Regions from separate parts of the Homo sapiens genome. Here region 1 is linked to region 2. The links are chromatin contacts, found by Hi-C or POLR2A ChIA-PET in ENCODE. All regions are on one chromosome and are shown on one strand. The core of a region is the stretch at or near the end of the contact, and the rest is flanking DNA. Distances in the headings are between cores, read along the strand shown.

Region 1 (2,700 bases), core at 193-2,692, 81 kb before region 2:
TTGGTATCTCGCTGAAGTCCTGTTACTTGTCTTACACTTCTTCCCTATCTTTTGAGAGGATGTATTTTTGTTGTTGTTGTTGTTGTTTTGTTTGTTTGTTTTAAATTTTGAGATGGAGTCTCGCTCTGTCACCAGGCTAAAGTGCAGTGGTGCGAGCTTGGCTCACTGCAACTTCGCCTCTCGGGTTCAAGTGATTCTCCTGCCTGAGCCTCCCGAGTAGCTGGGACGACAGGCGTGTGCCACCACGCCCAGCTAAGCTTTATATTTTTAGTAGAGACGGGGTTTCATCATGTTGGCTAGGATGGTCTTGATCTCTTGACCTCATGGTCCGCCCACTTCGGCCTCCCAAAGTGCTAGGATTACAGGCGTGAGCGACCATGCCCAGCTGGAGACGATTGTATTTTTACAGACATCAACAATCAAGCACAATATTCTCTCCTCTCTGGCAAAGTGATCCAGGACAGAACACCAGGGGCAACCCACAGACCTTTTGATCCTCCCTGACCTTGTAGCTTGGTGGTTACTGCAGAATGACTCAATGAGTGGGGGACACCAGCAATTCAGTAGTCAGAGAGAGAGAGAGAGAGAGAGAGGAAAGAAACTTTACCTTTGAGAAACTTAAAAATTGACTTGGAAATAATCAGCTTTATGTTTGCCTAAATGTATCCTTTATGTCATTTGGAAAAAGAAAATATTATTTGGAATTACCTATGGGGAGGCATCATAATTTTTTCAGTACCAGGTATTCAGGGACTTTCACCTAAAAACTAAGGATATTTCTTCATCTGCTTACATGATCACTTATGTTCTGTTAATACTGATTATTTCCTATATCACAGACACTGTAAGGAGGGCGTTTCCTCATAGTTAACCCTATTTTATTCATGAGGAAATTAAGATGTAGCGAGGTTGTCACCAGATACCAAATGATGGGGCTAGAACCAAACCCAGGACTGTGACTCCTACGGTTAACCTTTGCCATGCTGACAGTGTGATTCCCAGTCACTGCCTTAGGAGTATGAATTAATTTGTCAGCTTTTCTAGGGTTATATAATATAAGGCCTTGAGAAATGAAACCCTTAAGCTGGCAAGTTTAGAAAAATGGGTGAAATGTTTGGATTGCCACTTCAAAACGGCAGGTCCTGGTTGAAGTCTGGGCATCTAAGAATTGTGGGGGTGGGAGCAGGTGATAGGAATCAGGAGTAGAAACAGTAAGAGAGGGTTTGTATGATACACCTGGTCTTTGGTGGGAATGGGGATCAGTTCTTGTATGAGTCAGTTCTCACGCTGCTAATAAAGACGTACCAGAGACTGGGTAATTTATAAAGAAAAGAGCTTTAATTGGCTTACAGTTTCACATGGCTAGGGAGGCCTCAGGAAACTTATAATCACGGCGAAAGGGGAAGCAAACACATCCTTCTTCACATGGTGGCAGGAGAGAGAATGAGAGCCGAGCAAAGGGGGGGATGCCCCTTATAAAACCCCCACATCTCGTGTGAACTCAGTATCACAAGAACAGTATGGGGGAAACCGCCCTCATGATTCAATTATCTCCACCTGGGCCCCCCTTGACACGTGGGGATTATTACAATTCAAGATGAGATTTTAGGTGGGGACATAGCCAAGCCATATCAGTTCTCCTGCAACCACCACAGCCTGAGGAGGAGCACTGAAGAGGCCAAGGATTCCACTGCGCAGTGAGACAGGGTGCAGCAGGCTTTCAGTACGATTCAGGCTCTGGTGGCTGTGAGGTGTGGGTTCTTATGACTCTCAACTCCTGGTATCTTTTGCTTCTGGATGGTGCGGTAAGAGGGACTGGGGGTTGTCGTCCGTCTGTCTGGACTTCCCAAAGGAGAAGTCATGGTGAGGCCCAGGGAAAGGACCATCTAGGCTATCACAGGGCTGGGTAAAAGAAGTCCTCAGTGCTCACTTTTTAAAAAAGTTATTTTAATTTATTACTATTATCATTTTATTATTATGTTTGAACACTCTTGGTGACCATTATTATTACTTTACTGTGGTAAAATATAACATAAATTTTATCATCTTGGTGATTTTTTTTTTTTGAGACAGATCTCACTCTGCCACCCAGACTGGAGTGCAGTGGTGTGATCTTGGCTCACTGCAGCCTCAACCTCTGGGCTCAAGTGATCCTCCCACCTCAGCCTCCCAAGTAGCTGGGACTACAGGTGTGCACCACCGTGCTTGGCTAATTTTTGTATTTTTTGTAGCGATAGGGTCTCACTATGTTGCCTAGGCTGGCCTCAAACTCCTGGACTCAAGAGATCCTTTTGTCTGGGCCTCCCAAAGTGTTAGGATTATAGGCGTGAGCCACCACCACGCACGCCTGGCCGTCGTAGCCATTTTTAAGTGTGCAGTTCAGTGGTTTTGAATACATTCATAATGTTGTGCAACCATCACCACCATCCATCTCCAGAACCCTCTTCATCTTGTAAAACTGAAACTCTGTGCCCATTGAACAATAACTCCTGATTCCCTCTTGCCCCAGCCCCTGGCAACCATTATTCTACTTTCTGGCTCTATGATTTTGACTATTCTAGATACCTCATATAAGTGGAATCATACAGCATTTCTCTTTTTGTGACTGGCTTATTTCATTTAGCGTAATGTCTCAGCACCATCCATGTTGTAGCATGTGTTGGAATTTTTTCCATATTAAGGCTTAGTAAGATTCCATTG
Region 2 (2,752 bases), core at 177-2,676:
AGAGGGGGAGGGCAATGCAAATATATAGCAAAAGGCATGCAATAGGGAGAAAGTGAATAATTGAAGCTACTTTTGCAATATTATCTCACTAGCTGACAGCAAACAGTGGACCTTGTTGATGCATGGACAAGCTTGATATATATTGGTGTAGGCAAAAATGGCTTGCTGCCACACTGCTGCCTCTGACAGAGGTGGCTCTAACAATTAGTGGTGAGGAAAATAATCTTCCTGATGGACAGAGCTTCAAACAGTACACTTTGTCATGATGTTGCTGAAGAAGCACATGGCCTGAGTTAAATACTACAGACTTTTGATCTTGGTAACTGGTTTGGCTGGTCAGGGATAAGAAGGGAGCAATATTGGAAGATTAGAGAAAGTGAGATTTAAGGATGAAGAATGTGGACAAAACTATGGGAATGTGTCCAAAGTGTGGAGATTTTTGTAGGATGAAATGCCAGAAAGAAAACACTCACCTGAGGAGGCAAAAATTAGGTGGACAAGATGATTTCTCCAGTAGATGTCAGCCAGCCTTGTCCTTGATTGCCCCAGGTTATACAATGAGCCCACAAATGGAGTAATCGTGGCAGCAGAGATGCCGGCTATGCTTGGGCCCAACAGCTTGGGCTTCCACACTAATGCTCATCTAGTGATGAGCTAGATGAGCTAGGATTCAGCTACTGCTGAATACCCTATTTGTCGGCAGCAGAGACCAATGATTTGGTACTATTCCTTGAAGAGGTTAACCAGTCACTTGGGAGCAATTTATTTGCATTAAATTCCTTCCACCCTGGAAGAGGAGTAATTCTTTCTTATTGTAATTAATTACTACTCTTAATAGGGGCTTTCCTTTCCTTCCAGCAGCACCTCTGCCAGCATTACCCTCTGATAGCCTACAGGATGTCTATTACCAACATGGTATCTCGCATTACACTGCCTCAGATCTTGGGATTATTTTGTAGTAAATGACTAACAACAGGCGCATGAATTGTTGGATCCACTTGTCTTACCGCATACAGCATCATCCAGAAGAAATCAATCAAATAGAACAATGAAATGGTCTATTATAGGCTCATTGTAGTCACCATCTCAGAGATGACATTCTGCAAGGTTGAAGTGCTAATCTCTAGGATGTGGTAAAAGCACTACAAAAATGGCTAGCATATGATGCCATGTCCTCAGCTGCCAGGATTCACAGATCCAGGAACCAAGAGAAAAGAAATAGGAATGATCCTTCTCCACCATTCTCAGTGACATTCTTTTGTAATTGTGCTTCCCATCCCTGCCGCCTCAGACTTTCCTGGAAGTCCCAGTTCCCAGATGGGGTAGGGGGAAGGAACTAGCACACTTCCATGGGGGAGCACAGTAAGGATTCCACTAAGCTGAATCTACTGCTGCCAATCGGTCCCTTGGGACTGCTCATGTCTGTGGGACAAAAATAGGAAGTAATATGTTAACATGAGGAGCTAGGGTTGTGATTACAAAATGAAACAGGAAGAATGTGTCTAGAACGCAGGTGGTTCACTGGGGCATGTCGTGGTGCTTCAGTGCCTGGTAAGAAACAGCAAACAGATGACTGTGATAATCATAGCCTAAACAGGGCAAAGCAATCAAAGCCCTAGAAAACTTAAAGGATGAAGGTCTGGGTCACTATGCTTGACAACCAGCCTAGACCAGCGGAATTTCTGATATAGAGCAGGAGAAATGTAAAATGGGTGGTGGAAGAAGATGATAAGTACCAGTTTTGGCCTTGCGTTCAGTCATAGTGACAGTAATTGTGGCTTGTCTCACTAATCTTCATGTGTAGATTTTAGAAAGACTGTGGCTGGCCATCACCTTGTGTTATCCCACAGACAAAAGACAAAGTAGACTTAACATGGGACTCAATCAGTTCTGAATTGACTGCATTTGGGTAGACTGCAGCAAATATCTCTTTTGCACATTCCCTCGTCCACTTCCGGTATCAGTCACAGCTACATGGATAGTTCTAGGTGAGTAAGCTTGGACTTGTCCTTTCTGCTTGTGAAATCCCACTGCAAGCCGAAGCCATGTATCTTTCTGCTTCCTGTTCCAAGTCTTTCTTCAACACTGGGGTGCTGCTTTTCCACACAGAAGCACAGCCCAGAAGTGCAGGGATAATTAATGCCCCTGGAGGCAACTCAACTAACGGGGGATGGAAATTGCTTAATTAATGTTCCCAGTTTTATTAGGTGGAAAATTTTGGGAGGCATTCTGAAAGCTTCTCAGAGGGTCTTGGAGCACTCAAACCCCAACTGGCAATCTTGATAACATACTTCTTAAATTTTTTATTATTTTTGAGAGAGTCTCACTCTATCACCCAGGCTGGAGTGCAGTGGTTCCATCTGGGCTCACTGCAATCTCCACCTCCTGGGTTCAAGTGAGTCTCCTGCCTCAGCCTCCCAGTAGCTGGGAGTACAGGTGCATGCCACCACGCCCGGCTAAATTTTGTATTTTTAGTAGACACAGGGTTTCACCATGTTGGCCAGGCTGGTCTCAAACTCCTGACCTCAAGTGATCCACCTACCTCAGCATCCCGAAGTGCTGGGATTACAGGTATGAGCTACCTCACCTGGCCGATAATAAACTTTTAAGTGGTTTTCTCCCTTTTCCTCTCCCTGTTTTTTTACTTCTGTTTTCTGGGATCACCTTGTGAATGACCTGTATACACCCAAGTCCTTTTCTCAGGCTCTACTTGCAGGTGAACTAAACTAAAATGGGCACAATTAGTTAAATG

The links. Hi-C counts contacts between places; a loop is a spot of excess contacts on that map. ChIA-PET counts read pairs that join two places held with the same protein, here RNA polymerase II (POLR2A). Pooled maps may share reads with other maps.
Region 1: a map of B cell shows a loop between it and region 2 (5-fold over the local background). The contact joins two enhancer-like sites. A Hi-C loop is called at or near these places in 2 of 168 maps with a recorded cell type or tissue (B cell and GM12878), 8 of 37 single-sample maps with no recorded cell type and 10 of 50 pooled maps. POLR2A ChIA-PET finds 5 or more read pairs at or near these places in 4 of 52 experiments (GM12878, K562, OCI-LY7 and 1 more).

Annotation. Positions count from the first base shown.
Region 1 is chr12:101,928,260-101,930,959 of GRCh38, forward strand. No RefSeq gene overlaps it. Among named protein-coding and RNA genes, the nearest start is that of DRAM1-AS1, 35 kb to the right of the region's middle. RefSeq lists a silencer at 2,133-2,182 and an enhancer at 2,393-2,472. Within about 2 kb of position 1,443, at least 3 of the 41 ENCODE cell types and tissues checked have a DNase peak (open chromatin) inside an H3K27ac peak, as active enhancers do; they include B cell and GM12878, where a contact is called at or near this core.
Region 2 is chr12:102,008,930-102,011,681 of GRCh38, forward strand. No RefSeq gene overlaps it. Among named protein-coding and RNA genes, the nearest start is that of DRAM1-AS1, 46 kb to the left of the region's middle. Within about 2 kb of position 1,427, at least 5 of the 41 ENCODE cell types and tissues checked have a DNase peak (open chromatin) inside an H3K27ac peak, as active enhancers do; they include B cell and GM12878, where a contact is called at or near this core.